Linked DNA regions of Homo sapiens: region 1 is linked to region 2. Evidence: chromatin contacts called from ENCODE Hi-C or POLR2A ChIA-PET data. All regions are on one chromosome and are shown on one strand. Each heading gives the region's core, a stretch centred on a gene start or an enhancer-like site at or near the end of the contact. The rest is flanking DNA. Distances are from core to core; before and after follow the strand shown.

Region 1 (6,799 bases), core at 1,591-4,090, 250 kb before region 2:
TCATGGACCAGCCTATGCCGAACCAGAGAGAAGAGAGGTCCAGGAGCCCTCAGTTATCCCATCCACCATAACCAGGCACCTGCCCAGTAAGTGAGGAGGGTAAGGAAGAGGAGAAAAGTCAAGACCATGGTGGAAACACCCCAGGGCTCTGCTTCCTGAAGTCCCATGGCGGTGTCTGGGCACCTGAGTTTCTCTCATGGCCTCTGCACACTCCTTAGAGGAGGCCTCTGCAGGCAAGTCTGCTGCTACTCTTTAGGGGAGTCAGTTTCTCCCCAGCCATGGGGAAAGAAGAACGGCCCCTCTCGCTGAGTCGATCCTAGGCCACCATCTCCCTGGTCAGAGTGGAGCTGGGGTTGGGGGGAGTCCCAATAGGGAGACACCTCCAAGTTGAAGGGTTCCTCTGAATCTGGGTCATTTGTCAACCTAAGGGTCAGTCAGAAAGCCTGACCCAAAGCTCTGGCAGAGGGTCAGCTGCAGGGCTCTCCGGGAAGAAAGCACAAGGCAACTGCAGTTTCTCTGCTCTGACCAAGAACACTTCCCGACGCCCTGGCCTTCAGAGCTGACCACTCAGCGCCTCCTGCTGGCCCAGGCCTCAGGTCCTTCCTAGGGCTCCATACAATGAACTCTGGAACTGGATTGATGGAATGAGCTGAGGGCCTCTGGGTTTCTCTTTCAGCCAACTGGTAGCACCCAACAGAGCCAATCTTAGCCCTGGCTGGTATGTGGAGAACACACTGCAGGGCGGCAAGGTGGAGACCTGGAGGGAGAGGAGGAGCTCGGATCAGGGTGGTGGCAGGGAGGCAGGGAGACTTGAGGGGATCTCCGATATACAGTCTTCGATTTAGGACAATTTCCACCTACAGGATTTTTCAACTACAAAACCAGTATGCATTCTGCACGCTTCTTGACTCATGATGGGGCTACATCTGGGTAAGCCCATAGTAAGTTGAAAATACCATAAGTCAAAAACGTACTTTCGAGTCACAATATTTTCAACTTAAGATGGGTTTATGTGGATGTAGTTCCATCTGAAGTTGAGGAGCATCTGTATTGTAAAGACAGTAATGGCAGGATTTGTGGGTGGTCCAGGATGCTCCCAGGCTCTGTCCCTGAGCAACCAGGAAGATGGAGTTGCCATTTTGGAGACGAAGAACCTACCAAGGTGTGGGTTTGGAATCAGGAGTTCTGCTTTGAAAGTGAAGTCTCACCGTGACTCATAATTTGTGACATTTCCAAACCTTAATTTGCCTATAGAACTTTTCTTTTTCCAGAGCCTCTATCCAGACTACTTATTATTTATCAAAATAAATTAGATAAATAAATAACTTAATTTTAGAATTCATCTTCCAGATATACTTTACACAGATCATTCCAATAAAGGCAGGTTGGGGCCCGGGACAGTGGCTCACCCCTGTAATCCCAGCACTTTGGGAGGCCGAGGCAGGAGGATCACTTGAGGCCAGGAGTTTGAGACCAATCTGGGCAACATAGTGAGACCCTCCCCCTAGACCCCATCTCTACCAAAAAAAAAAAAATTAATTGGCTGGGCTTGGTGGCTGGCACCTGTGGTCCCAGCTACTGGGGAGGCTGAGGTGAGAGCATCGCCTGACGCCAGGAGATCGAGGCTGCAGTGAGCTGTGATCTCGCTACTGCGCTCCAGCCTGGGTGACAGAGTGAAACCCTGTCTTTAAAAAAAAAAAAAAAAAAACAGCAGGTTGGGAAAATCTACAAGGAACAAGGGCAATGTGTGTATGTTATTTAAAATAAGATCATAAAACGTATTTTAAACCTTCCATAATCCTAATGCTCTAACAAATAAATTAGTTGGCCGAGCGTGAAGAGTCACACCTGTAATCCCAGCATTTTGGGAGGCCGAGGGAGGCGGACCACCTAAGGTCAGGAGTTCAAGACTAGCCTGGTTAACACGGTGAAACCCCCGTCTCTACTAAAAATATAGAAATCTTTGGGAGGCCAAGGCGGGCGGATCACGAGGTCAGGAGATCGAGACCATCCTGGCTAACACGGTGAAGCCCCGTCTCTACTAAAAAAATACAAAAAATTAGCCCGCGTGGTGGCAAGCGCCTATAGTCCCAGCTACTTGGGAGGCTGAGGCGAGATCATCGCTTGAACCCGGGAGGCGGAGGTTGCAGTGAGCCGAGATTGCGCCACTGCACTTCAGCCTGGGCAACAGAGTGAGACTCCGCCTCAAAAAAAAAAAAAAAAATATATATATATATGTATACACACACATATATATACATACACATATAAATTAGCTGGGCGTGGTGGCGCACGCCTGTAATCCCAGCTATTTAGGAGGCTGAGGCAGGCGAATTGCTTGAACCTGGGAGGCGGAGGTTTCAGTGAGCCGAGATCACACCACTGCACTCCAGCCTGGGCGACAAGAGTAAAACTCTGTCTCAAAATAAATAAATAAATAAATAAATAAATAACTTAATTTTAGAATTCATCTTCCAAATATATTTTACACAGATCATTCATTCATTCCACAGATTTTTTTACAGCATCGAAAAGAAGCCTGCTATACACACATCGGTACATTTTTATTATTTTAATTATTAACAGCATAAATGTTTTCATGCCAGTTTTCATAATCATTGTAATGATAATTGTCATGATTGTCTCTCCGTGGCGGGGAAGAATCTGGGTGCAGGGCTTGGGGATCCCTGCGGTCCGCGGCGTGCAAGTGCCACTCCCTGGGGTGCTCCCGGAATCCGCGAGCCACGGAACCTAAGAACGCCGACCCGCCGGAGCCGGAGGGCAGACGCTGGCACACCGGACGCGGGGACGCCAGAAGCGGCTGGACCCGGAAATAGGGGTTGTCGGTAGCCGCCCCGGGAACAAGGACCGGAGCTGGATCCGCGGTGCGGCTGTGGGTGAGCGGCGGGCTGCGGGACCCTCGCCCGGCGGCTCAGAAAGGCGGGAAGCGCACGCATTTTTCTGGCTTGTTTCCTGAACGTTGGCCGGCGGAGGACCCGCGAGCTCGGGAGAGCGCCCGGGCCGGGCTCTGCATTCTTGTTGCCTCTTCCCTGGCGGGGGTGATACTCTCCCGCGGGGCTTGCTGTGGGGGTTCAGGGAGGTGGAGATGGGCCCGCCATGTGCCTGCAGGGAGCAGGCGCTGTGGTTAATACTTTTCTTCTTCGAACCCTCCCACAGCTCTTTAGGGTGAGATCTGCTGTACCAGTCTCACAGGTAGGGAAACTGAGGCTCAGGGAAGCTGTGCAGCCACCGGGGCCCAGATCGGTGCGGTACACACCCAGGCAGCTTCCACTCGCCGCCCCCTAGGCCCTGGCTGGGTTTTGAGGGCACCCAGGTTCTCTGACCTGTTATCTGTAAATGAAGTAGGGTACTTTTGTGAACAAATTAGCTGGAATCCAGGGGCAATAATTTCTCGCAGAAGTGAAAGGTAAGATGTTCCTAGTCTTGCCTTTTTATCTTCTCACCTTTTGAAACAGGACCTGAGAGGCCAGCCTAACTTGGGCTTGATGGCCAGCCAGTCCTGGGATTCTTTTGCCAAGGTCACCTGACACTAGTGTGACTTGTTCTGAACCTCCATTTACTCACAGTTTTAAAAAATTACAACACCTGCCTTATGGGGTTGCTGGCGAGATTGAATAGTGTTGATAGCTATGGTGTGCCTACTACAAAGGAGGAGCTTAAGAAATGGTTGTTTCCCTCTTTTCCTGATTCTAGAAGCATTTGGTAAAGTTACTGAGGTGGTAAATCCTAGGAATTTTAATGCTATTCAGACCACTGCTAGGCCTACTCCCAGGCCACATCTGCTTGTTTCTTTTTTTGTTTGTTTTGTTGCAGGCAGAGTCTCACTCTGTCACCCAGGCTGGAGTGCAGTGGCGCGATCTCAGCTCACTGCAACCTCCGCCCCCGGGTTCAAGTGATTCTCCTGCCTCAGCCTCCTGAGTAGCTGGGATTACAGGCATGCGCCACCACGCCCAGCTAATTTTTGTATTTTTAGTAGAGACCAGGCTTCACCATGTTGGCCAGGCTGGTCTTGAACTGCTGACCTCGGGTGATCCACCTGCCTCAGCCTCGCAAAGTATTTGCTCACTGTCTATTTACCGTGAGAATGCACAAAGCAAAACCCGTGTTCTCCTGCTGCTTACTTACTTTCTAGGAGCTGTAAGACAAGAGCTGAATAAGTAGATGGAAGCTGTACCAAGTGTAGTGATGAGTGCTACAAGGAAGCAAAGCTGGGCTGCTGTTCCATCAGAGTGCTCACAGAGGCAGGACAGGATCAGGCTTGGGGCACGGGTTCTAGAACAACCAAGTCCAGCCACTGGAGCTCTGGTCTCTCTGACCCCACAGTCCCAGTCTAGGCCAATAAAATGGCAGCACCTATTAGCATCCCTGCCTAGGATGCTGGCAGGACTGCCTGGTCCCTGGTGTGTCCTCATTATGTCATACATAATTGCTGACTACTCTGTGGCATAGACATGAGAAAATCTGAGGAAACATTTTAGGACAAAATTTCCTACTTTGGAAGAGATGGGAAACTCAGACCCTCACAGAACAATGCCCCTCTGCTGCGAGTTTTCCCTTTTGGCCTCTGGCTTCCCAGGGTGAGAGAAGGGGAGTCCCTAAATCTCTTTTAAACCTCACTTCTGGGCCTCTGATTTTGGTAGAATCAAAACTTCCCCAGAACGGAGAGCAGAGGCCAGTCATAATCACCTTGGTTGTTCATTCATTCCCTCAGCAGGCATTTAGTGCATGCTGGGTGCCAGAAATATGGCAATGAACCTGACAATTGTGGGAGAGACAGACTGCTGACGCCAGATGCAGTCTTCAGGAGGGGAGGGGCAGGGGTCAGAGCAAGTAGACTAAGGGGGAAAAGTGGCCTAGGCCGAAGCCTGCTGGCGCACAGGGAGGAAAGGTGGGTGCGCAGCAGAGCCTTGGGAGATGCAGCTGGAGCTGTCATGGGCCAGAGAGCTCATCTGCAGACAGTGTCGTCATTCCACAAGGCCTCGGCTCTTTCACTGTGGGATGGTTGTACATTTAAGGGGAACATCCACTTACTTATTTTGAGGAAAAAAGCAAATTGTCATTTTATTTGGGACAGCTTTCTGGTCAAGATTACTGATTTCACTGTAGTCCTGTGATCTCTTAAGTGGGGAACAAGGTTGACAGCCCAAGGCCGACCTTGGACCTCTTCCCCTGCACAGCATGATGAGCAGCAGAAGCCCCTTTAGTGAGGGAGTTCCTTTGGCATCCTTTCTGAACAATGCCCTTTACAACCCTCCTTTATTTTTCTGGTTTTATTGTAAAGTCCCTTGTCTTAGTTCTTGTCCCTCAGTCACCTGTGTCCAGGCGCTAAATGTAAAAGGTGCAAAAGGGAATGTGGTGAGGAGGCACCCCCAGCCCTGACCTCCAGGCCCTAACACCCACTCCAGGTGATTGCTTGGACTGTTTGTTTTGCGTTCCATCCAGACATATCGCCTCTTCATAATCAAGTGCACACGTGTGCACACATATGTGTGATCACAGATGGCAGTGCTCTCTACACACCGTTACATGCCCAGCTTTCTTAGCATGATTTATTTCAGTGATCTGATCCACGTTAGTATGTACCAAGCAGATGCTTTCCTTTGTAATGCTGCCAGGTGCTCTACTGTAGAGAATGCCATGCTTTTTTTTTTTTTTTTTTTTTTTGGAGATGGAGTCTCACTCTGTCGCCCAGGCTGGAGTGCAGTGGCGCAATCTCGGCTCACTGCAAGCTCCGCTTCCCGGGTTCACACCATTCTCCTGCCTCAGCCTCCCGAGTAGCTGGGACTACAGGCGCCTGCCACCATGCCCAGCTAATTTTTAGTATTTTTAGTAGAGACGGGGTTTCACCACGTTAGTCAGGATGGTCTTGATCTCCTGACCTCGTGATCTGCCCACCTTGGCCTCCCAAAGTGCTGGGATTACAGGCGTGAGCCACCGCGCCCGGCCAGAGAATGCCATGCTTTTATTTAACCACCTCCCTGTTGACAGACACCAGCTTGTTTCTAACCTTTTATCATGATTGATAATGCTGCAGAGAACTCCCCAGTGATGTGGTTCATCACAGGCACCACCGTGCCCAGCCTGAGGCCACTCCAGCGCTGCCCTGTCCTACCTCCTGGGGACTCAGAGTCCACATGGACAGTCTTGTCAGGGCCCACCACTGACTCCTGTGAGTCTCCCCAGGTGACTTCACTCTCTACCTGTCTCACAGCCCTTGCCCTCCCTGGGTCAGCATGCCACCACCCAGGCCCCTCTGTAATTCCTGTTTGAGCCTCCCACCCTCTGGGAGTTGCTTCTTTGACTCCCACTTCCTGCTCTTGTGCCTCACTTCCTGGACCCCACAGAGCACACCCTCTGTGGACCCTCCCCAACCCTCACCTCCCTCTTCACCCAACTCAGAGTCAGGTTCTGTCCTTGTAATCTCTCCCCTCGAACCCTGACCCACTCCCTCTCCCTCCTACTCACCTGGACTCTCCCATCTAACTAAATCCAGTGCTTCCTCTGCTGTGGGCCTGCCCGCAGCATCACCACCTGTCCTCCCTCAGTGGACAGCCGTACCATGCCTCCTCCTCCACCAAGAGAAGTGCAGCCTTGTGGCAGCTCTGCATCGCCTGGATGCTGACCGGCTGCCTCTCTTGCCCCTCACCCTCCCAAGGCCATCACTGCAGCAGTTCCTTCCCCTCCGGCACGCAGCTTCTCTTTTCCTTCTCGCCAGAGCAGTCCCATCAGCGGAGAACATGCTGGCACAGCCACCATCCTGAAACAAGAGGGGACAGTG
Region 2 (7,253 bases), core at 1,603-4,102:
AGCGATTCTCTTGCCTCAGCCTCTGAGTAGCCGGGACTACGGGCACACACCACCACGCCCAGCTAATTTTTTTTGCATTTTTTTTTTTTAGTAGAGACGGTGGTTTCACCATGTTGGCCAGACTTGTCCTGAACTCCTGACCTCAGGTGATCTGCCCACTTGGGCCTCTCAAAGTGCTGGGATTATAGGCATAGCCACCACACCCGGCCCATTGTAACAATTTTAAGGGTGCAATTCAGTGGCATTCACATTGTTGTACAGCCATTCCCACTACCAATTCCAAATTTTTTTATCACCCCAAACAGAAACGTTGTACAGATAAAATGAAATAGGTCATGTGGTCACGTGGTCATAGTTAACAACACTTGACGCCACCAAGTCCGCGGAAAGATGCTCAACACCACTAATCACGAGGCAAGTGCAAACCAAACCCATCATGCACCAGGCTGGCCACTGTCAAAAAACAGAAAATAACAGTTGGTGAAGATGTGCAGAAACTGGAAGCCTTGTACACTGTTGGAGAGAATGTGAAATGGTGCAGTTACGTTGGGAAACAGTATGTAATCGCCTTAAAAAATTCAACATAGAACTACCATATGATCCAGCAACTTCACTTCTGGGTATATACCCAAAATAATTGGAACCAGGGGTGCCAAGGGATGTTTGTACCATCAAGTTCATAGTGGCATTATTTACAATAGCTAAAGTATGGAAGCAGCAAGCCAGGTGTCCACTGACAGATGCGTGGAGAAACAAAATGTGGTATCTACATACAATGGAATATCATTCAGCCTAAAAAAAGGAAGGAAACTGTGACAGTGCTACACCATCGGTGAACCTTGCAGACATTATGCTAAGTGAAATGAGCCACAAAAGTCACAGTAAGCCACAAAAAGACAAATACTAGATGATTTCACTTATGTGAGGCACCTAGAGCAGTCAAGCTCATAGGGACAGAAAGTAGAATGGGGTGGTGCGGGGCATGGGGTAGAAGGAAACGGGAGTCATTGTTTCTTGAGTCCAGAGCTTTACTTAGGCAAGATGAGTTCTGGAGAGGGATGATGATGATGGTTGCACAACATTATGAATGTATTTAATACCAGTGAACTGTACACTTTAAAATAGTTAAATGGGGCCGGGCGCGTGGGCTCATGCCTGTAATCCCAGCACTTTGGGAGGCCGAGGCAGGCGGATCACTTGAGGTCAGGAATTCGAGACCAGCCTGGCCAATATGGTGAAACCCCGTCTCTACTAAAAATACAAAAATTAGCCGGGCCTAGTGGCGGGCAACTGTAGTCTCAGCTACTGGGGAGGCTGAGGCAGGAGAATCGCTTGAGCCCAGGAGGAGGAGGTTGCAGTGAGCCAAGCTCACACCACTGCACTCCAGCCTGGGCGACACAGCGAGACTCCTGTCTCAAGGAAAAAAAAAAAAAAAAAAAAAAAGGCAACATCCAGCCACAATCTAAGTTATGAGTCAGGTGTACATTTAGCGACTTGAAGAGATCTTTACATACACAGTGGGTTGCAGAAAACAAGAGAATACGTCCAGAGGACGCTGATAACAATGTTATATACATTGTGACCTCAATAGAGGTTTTGTTGTTTTCTTGGTTTTTTTCTTTTCTTTTTTTTTTTTTTTGTTCAAGAGGAAGGGTCTCGCTCTGTCACCCAGTCTGGAGTGCAGTAGCGCGATCATGGCTCACTGAGGCCTCGACCTCCTGGGCTCAAGTGATCCTCCCGCCTCAGCCTCACAGGTAGCTGGGACTACAGGTGTGCACCACCATGCCTAATTTCTTTCTTTTTTTTTTTTTGGTACAGTGTCTCACTATGTTGCCCAGGCTGCTCTTGAACTCCTGGGCTCAAATGATCCTCCTGCCTCGGCCTCCCAAAGTACTGGAATTACAGGCGTGAGCCACCACACCCAGCCTTCAAATATATATATTCAAATAATACATATCTATTTTCAAATAATATATATTTTTTTAAAGAAGGGATACGGAACCAAGAAAACAGTGACATTAGAGGCGTGGGGGTGGCGCAGGCTGCCGGGGCGTCGGGAGCACTACCCAGAGGAAGGGGCTTTCTGTAGGGTCTGACGCGGCAGTCCTGGAGCAGAGCGAGGGGCCAGACGCAGACCCGGGGGGTCCTCCGTGGCGAGGGGGTCCTAGGGGGTTAGGTCCTTGGGTTCAGAGAGGGTGGTGGGGACGGGACAGCACGGACGACCGCATTCTGGGGACCCGGCCGCGGAGGGGTCCGGCCAAGGCGGGCCCTGGTCAGGCGCACACAAGCTCGCCTCGGCCTCCACGTCCGTCCCCTACAACGCGGCCGACCGCGCGGACGGGCGGTACGTGCACGGCGCTGGACGAGGAGGCTGCGCGCAAGCTCGCCTCAGCCTCTGGAGCTGCGGGCCCTGCACGCCCTCGGCCCATCCCCGCGAGCCGGAGGAACGAGTGACCACCACCGCCAGCCCCGCCGGCCGAGTGTCCCTGCCCAGCCAGCCTGCGTCCGAGCGCGGCGCTCCTCGCGGAACCCGCCCCTGCTCTCGCCCCGCCCCGCGCGGCCCCGCCCCCGTGTCCCTCGGCCCTTACAGGCTGGCTCCGAGGCCGCGCCCGGCGGGTCAGCCAATGGGAGTGCGGCGCGCCCCGCGGCACGTGGGCTCCTGCCCGTCCCGGCCGGGTGCGAGCTGGCGGAGCTCCTTGGCCCGGAGCGCGCGGGGCGGGGGCGCGCGGGGCAGGCGGGACGCGGGGCGGAACGGAGGCAGGATGGGGGCGGGGCGCTGGCGACATGGCGCGCTGATTGGCCGGCGCCGCGCTCCAAGGCTGTTAACGGCGTCTGGGCCGGGCTACGGCTCCAAAACAAAGGGCAGGCGGCCCGCGGGGCGGCGGCGGGAGGATGCCTCGCGCCCTGCCTAGGCGTTAACGGCCTCAGCGCGTCCCGGGCCGCGCCGGGAACGCCTGAGAGCCGAGCCCGCGCTGACCGGGGCCCGGGCCGGATGGGCGCTGCGGGCCGGGGCGCGGACCGCGGAGCGGCCGTGAGTACGGGCGGGCCTGGCTGCAGCTGCGCGGGCGGTTACTTTGTGGCCACCCAAGGATACTGTGGCTGCGGGCGGGCCCGGGAAGCACCTGTTGGGCGTCCGGGCGGGCGGGGGCGCGAGCAGGGCGGGCCTGTGACTTTTTTGTTCCGTTTTGGATTTTGATTTGTTGATATTGGGCTCACTCCGTTTTGGCACAGACAACAACGCCTAATCTTTGATTCCCCCGCCGTTTCTTCTCTCCACCTCCCCCGCTGTCCCTCTTCTCCCGCCCCGCCGTGAAAAGATAGGGAAAATGGACAAGATCCCTGATTTTTGGATTTTCCTTCCTTAAAAAATACAGCCTCAACTGGGCAAGGAAATGAGGGCAAAAGAGGTCTCCTAGGAATGTTTATCAGAAAGGCGGAAAAGCTTTTCAAGTAGCCACATAAAGATCATGACTAAAATGGAGCGTCCTCGGTATTTACCACTTGTGGCATAGGTTTCGTTAACAGAGATTGCAAAAGCCTGAGCTTCAGAGATCTAAACAGGGTCCGCCTCCCCCATGCTTGGCTCTGATTGACATCTTTGATGTCCAAATTATGTGCTGAATTCTAAGGATGGAAAAAAGGCTGAGATTCTATTTTAGGCAGATAATGAACATGGAAGACATCAATTTCCCCGCCCCACGCTTTTTCTGTTCCGTTGCATTTCTTCTTCCTCTATCTAAAACATACCCACCTTAACCTGATGTTTCCTTTGCTAAGAATGTTATTCTTCCCACCCACCAGCCCCTGACACTCCTAATTCCCTACTCAGGTCCCAAGACTAGGTTTACCACCACTGGGGAGACTTTCCAGGCACCTCACCTGAGCAAGCTATAGATGTGACAAATGTTTGCTGAGCCCCTGCCAGGTGCCAGGAGCTGTGCTTAATCCTGATGTCATTTTGTCTTACAATCATGCACTGGTCCCCCTCAGGGCTCTTGCGAGGCAATGGTAGTGGCATGTTTGAGGAATAAGAGGATCTCCAGGACCTTCATGGTGTTTCCTCTTGGGCCCTACAGGGTAGAGTCTCATCTACTTGTGGGAACCCCTACGGGTTGGGCCCATATTGAGCATTTATATAATAACTGAGCGCTCTTAATTACCAATCTGAGCAATAGTCTTCTTTTAAAATAACTTCTTATTTTGGAAAAACTTTAAATTTACATAAAGGTTGCAAAGATAGTACAGACAATCCCAATATATCCTACACCCAGTGCTCCCTATCCTTACCCCATCCTACACTGCTGTGGTACACTTGCCAATATGAAAAACACCTGGGTGCATTCTTGTCACTAAACTGTGGGTATTAAGCCTTTTCACCTTTGAATCACTGTAATTTATAAAGCCATTTCTCTGTTTGTTTCTTTGTTTGAGACAGGGTCTCACTCTTGCTCAGGATGGAGTGCAGTGGCACAAACACGACTCACTGCAACCTCCACATCCTGAGCCCAAGTGATCCTCTTGCCTCAGCCTCCCATGTAGCTAGGACTACAGGTGCACACCACCATGACTGGTTAACTTTACATTTTTTTTTGTAGAGACTGGGGTCTCACTTAATGTTTCCCAGGCTGGTCTTGAACTCCTAGGCTCAAGTGATCCACCTGCCTCAGCCTCCTGAAGTGTTGGGATTACAGGCTTGAGCTGCTATACCTCACCATAAAGCTATTTTCTTTAGGTTGAGAGCAGTGTTCCTCTAACATCTGTTCTTGATTCTTGCCTGTCTTCACTAAGTTCCACCAGCACCTGTGTCAAGGGGCAGGGATGCAGGAAAAGGGAAAGAGGCTACCCTATAGGTTTTTTCCTTTTTTCTTTCTTTTTTTGTTGGTTTGTTTTGGTTTGTTTATTTCAACAAACAAATTGGTTTTTTGAGACAAGGTCTCATTCTGTCACCCAGGCTGGAGTATAATGGCACTGTCTCCACTCACTGCAGCCTCAACCTCCTAGGTTCAAGCCATCCACCTGCCTTCTGAGTAGCTGGAAACACAGGCACACACCACCATACCCAGCTAATTTTTTGATTTTTCTGTAGAGACAGGATCTCACTCTGTTGCTGGTCTCAAACTCCTGAGCTGAAGCGATCCTCCCCCCTTGCCTCCCAAAGTGCTGAGATTATAGGTGTGAGCCACCACCCCCAGTTAGTTTTGTTTTGTTACTTTATTTGTTTATTTTTTGAGACAGAGTCTCGCTCTGTCTCACCCAGGCTGGAGTGCAGTGGCATGATCTCGGCTCACTGCAGCCTCCACCTCCAGGGTTAAGCGATTCTCCTGTCTCAGCCTCCCGAGTAGCTGGGATTACAGGCATGTGCCACCACACCCAGCTAATTTTGTATTTTTAGTAGAGACAGGGTTTCACCATGTTGCCCAGGCTGGTCTCAAACTCTTGACCTCAGATGATCTGCCACCCCTCAGCCTCCCAAAGTGGTGGGATTACAGGTGTAAGCCACAGTGCCCAGCCTTGTTTTGTTATATTAGAGAGACAGAGTCTTGCTTTGTCACTCAAGCCTGGGGTACAGTGGCACAATCATAGCTCACTGCAGCCTCAACCTCTTGGGCTCAAGCAATCCTACAGCCTCAGCCTTCTGAGTAGCTGGGACTGTGGGTGTGCACCACCATGCCCAGCTATATAAAAAAAAAATTTTTTTTGGTAGATATGAGGTTTGGGGTTCTCACTGTGTTGCCCAGGTTGATCTCAAACTCCTGGCCTCAAGTGATCCTCCAGTCTCAGCCTCCCGATGTGTTGGGATTTACAGGTGTGAGCCCAGCCTACCTTGCAGTTTGTTTGTTTGTTTTTGTTGTTGTTGTTATTTTTGAGACAGAGTCCCACTCTGTCGCCAGGCTGGAGTGCAGTGGCGTGATCTCGGCTCAGTGCAGCCTCCGCCTCCCGGGTTCAAGCGATTCTCCTGTCTCAGCCTCCTGAGTAGCTGGGACTACAGGCACCCGCCACAACAGCCAGCTAATTTTTGTATTTTTAATAGAGACGGGGTTTCACCAGGTTGGCCAGGATGGCCTCAATCTCCTGACCTCAAGTGATCCGCCTGCCTCGGCCTCCCAAAGTGCTGGGATTACAGGCGTGAGCCACCGCGCCTGGCCAACCCTGTAGTTTTAACATATTTGTCTCCATGGAAGACTAATAAACAAAATTGTTTTGAATATGAAGAAGCAATAGAAGCCCCCCTGCTTTCAAACTGTTCTGTGATGCTTTTCATTAGAGTTAAATGAAGTTGACGTAAATGTTTTTAAGTAGTTAGATCTAATAATCAGTGAAAGCTCTAGGGAGTGGGAATTTTGACAAGAGATTTGAGCGGAGGTTGAAGAAAGTTCTCAATAGCCAAGACATAGAGGGCTAAGGGTTTTTGGAGCAAGCAGTGCGAGATAGATTCAGGAAAGAAGTCAAGAGGGTGAAATCGATTCCGCCAGCAAATGCCAGGACGTTACACCTGCTATACAGATGCTGAGTACCAAAAACCTGTTGGCAGGTGAGAGTAAAATGGAAATCCTGGAGCCAACCACTGTTGCCCACACCCCAGAAAGGGGTTAGGAGCCGTTATTCACCCCATTGCTCAGTAGGCCCTCTGGCACCTGCAGGGCCTTGGGCCGGGGCCGGGATTCCTGGTGGGGCTTGTGAGGTGCTTGCTGAGCCCCTGCCGTCCTGTAACAGTGACACATGCTCCTGCCGTAAGGCCCTGGTCAGACACCTAAACTGTGCCCAAGGATCATCCCCCTTAACATCTCATGTGACTCTGACTGCCCTGTAAATTGCACGTTACCCCACTTTACAAAGAAGGTAGCAGAACTTGGCTTCAGGTCCCAGAGCCAACAAACACGTGGCACATTTTGCATCAAAGCCTGGGAAGCCTCTCAAAGCAAGTCAGACCCTCTTTCACCTTTGTCCTGGGGGTGATGACATCCCTGTTGCCAAACCTCACCTACTCCCTCCCTCGTGGTGCCACCTGCCTTCTCAGCAGCATTGGCATATACCCCCGCCACCCAAACGCTTCCCCCTCACCTTTTCTGGTTCCTCTTTGTGTATCTGTTTTTTTTTTTTTTTTTCCCCCCTTCTCTTGCCCCAAGACAGGGCCTTTAATGTCTGATGAGACTTTATTTAGCATGAGGGTAAATAAAGTAGTTTTTAAGATTCTCAACCTCTTTTCTTCTATCTCAATCCAGTCTTCTGGGTGTGGTACCCACTCTTTCAAC

What was found. A loop is a pair of places that touch in the nucleus more often than their neighbours do. ChIA-PET counts read pairs that join two places held with the same protein, here RNA polymerase II (POLR2A). Pooled maps may share reads with other maps.
Region 1: a pooled map shows a loop between it and region 2 (8-fold over the local background). The contact joins the promoter of TOP3B here to the promoter of YPEL1 in region 2. A Hi-C loop is called at or near these places in 9 of 50 pooled maps. POLR2A ChIA-PET finds 5 or more read pairs at or near these places in 3 of 52 experiments (K562, activated T-cell and activated naive CD8-positive, alpha-beta T cell).

What each region holds. Positions count from the first base shown.
Region 1 is chr22:21,978,828-21,985,626 of GRCh38, reverse strand. It overlaps TOP3B (DNA topoisomerase III beta), which reads left to right and starts at 2,840. Exons shown (of 18, transcript NM_001282112.2): 1 at 2,840-2,897. RefSeq lists enhancers at 2,661-2,955, 2,453-3,439.
Region 2 is chr22:21,731,393-21,738,645 of GRCh38, reverse strand. It overlaps YPEL1 (yippee like 1), which reads left to right and starts at 2,852. Exons shown (of 5, transcript NM_013313.5): 1 at 2,852-3,031. RefSeq lists silencers at 2,284-3,133, 3,154-3,203.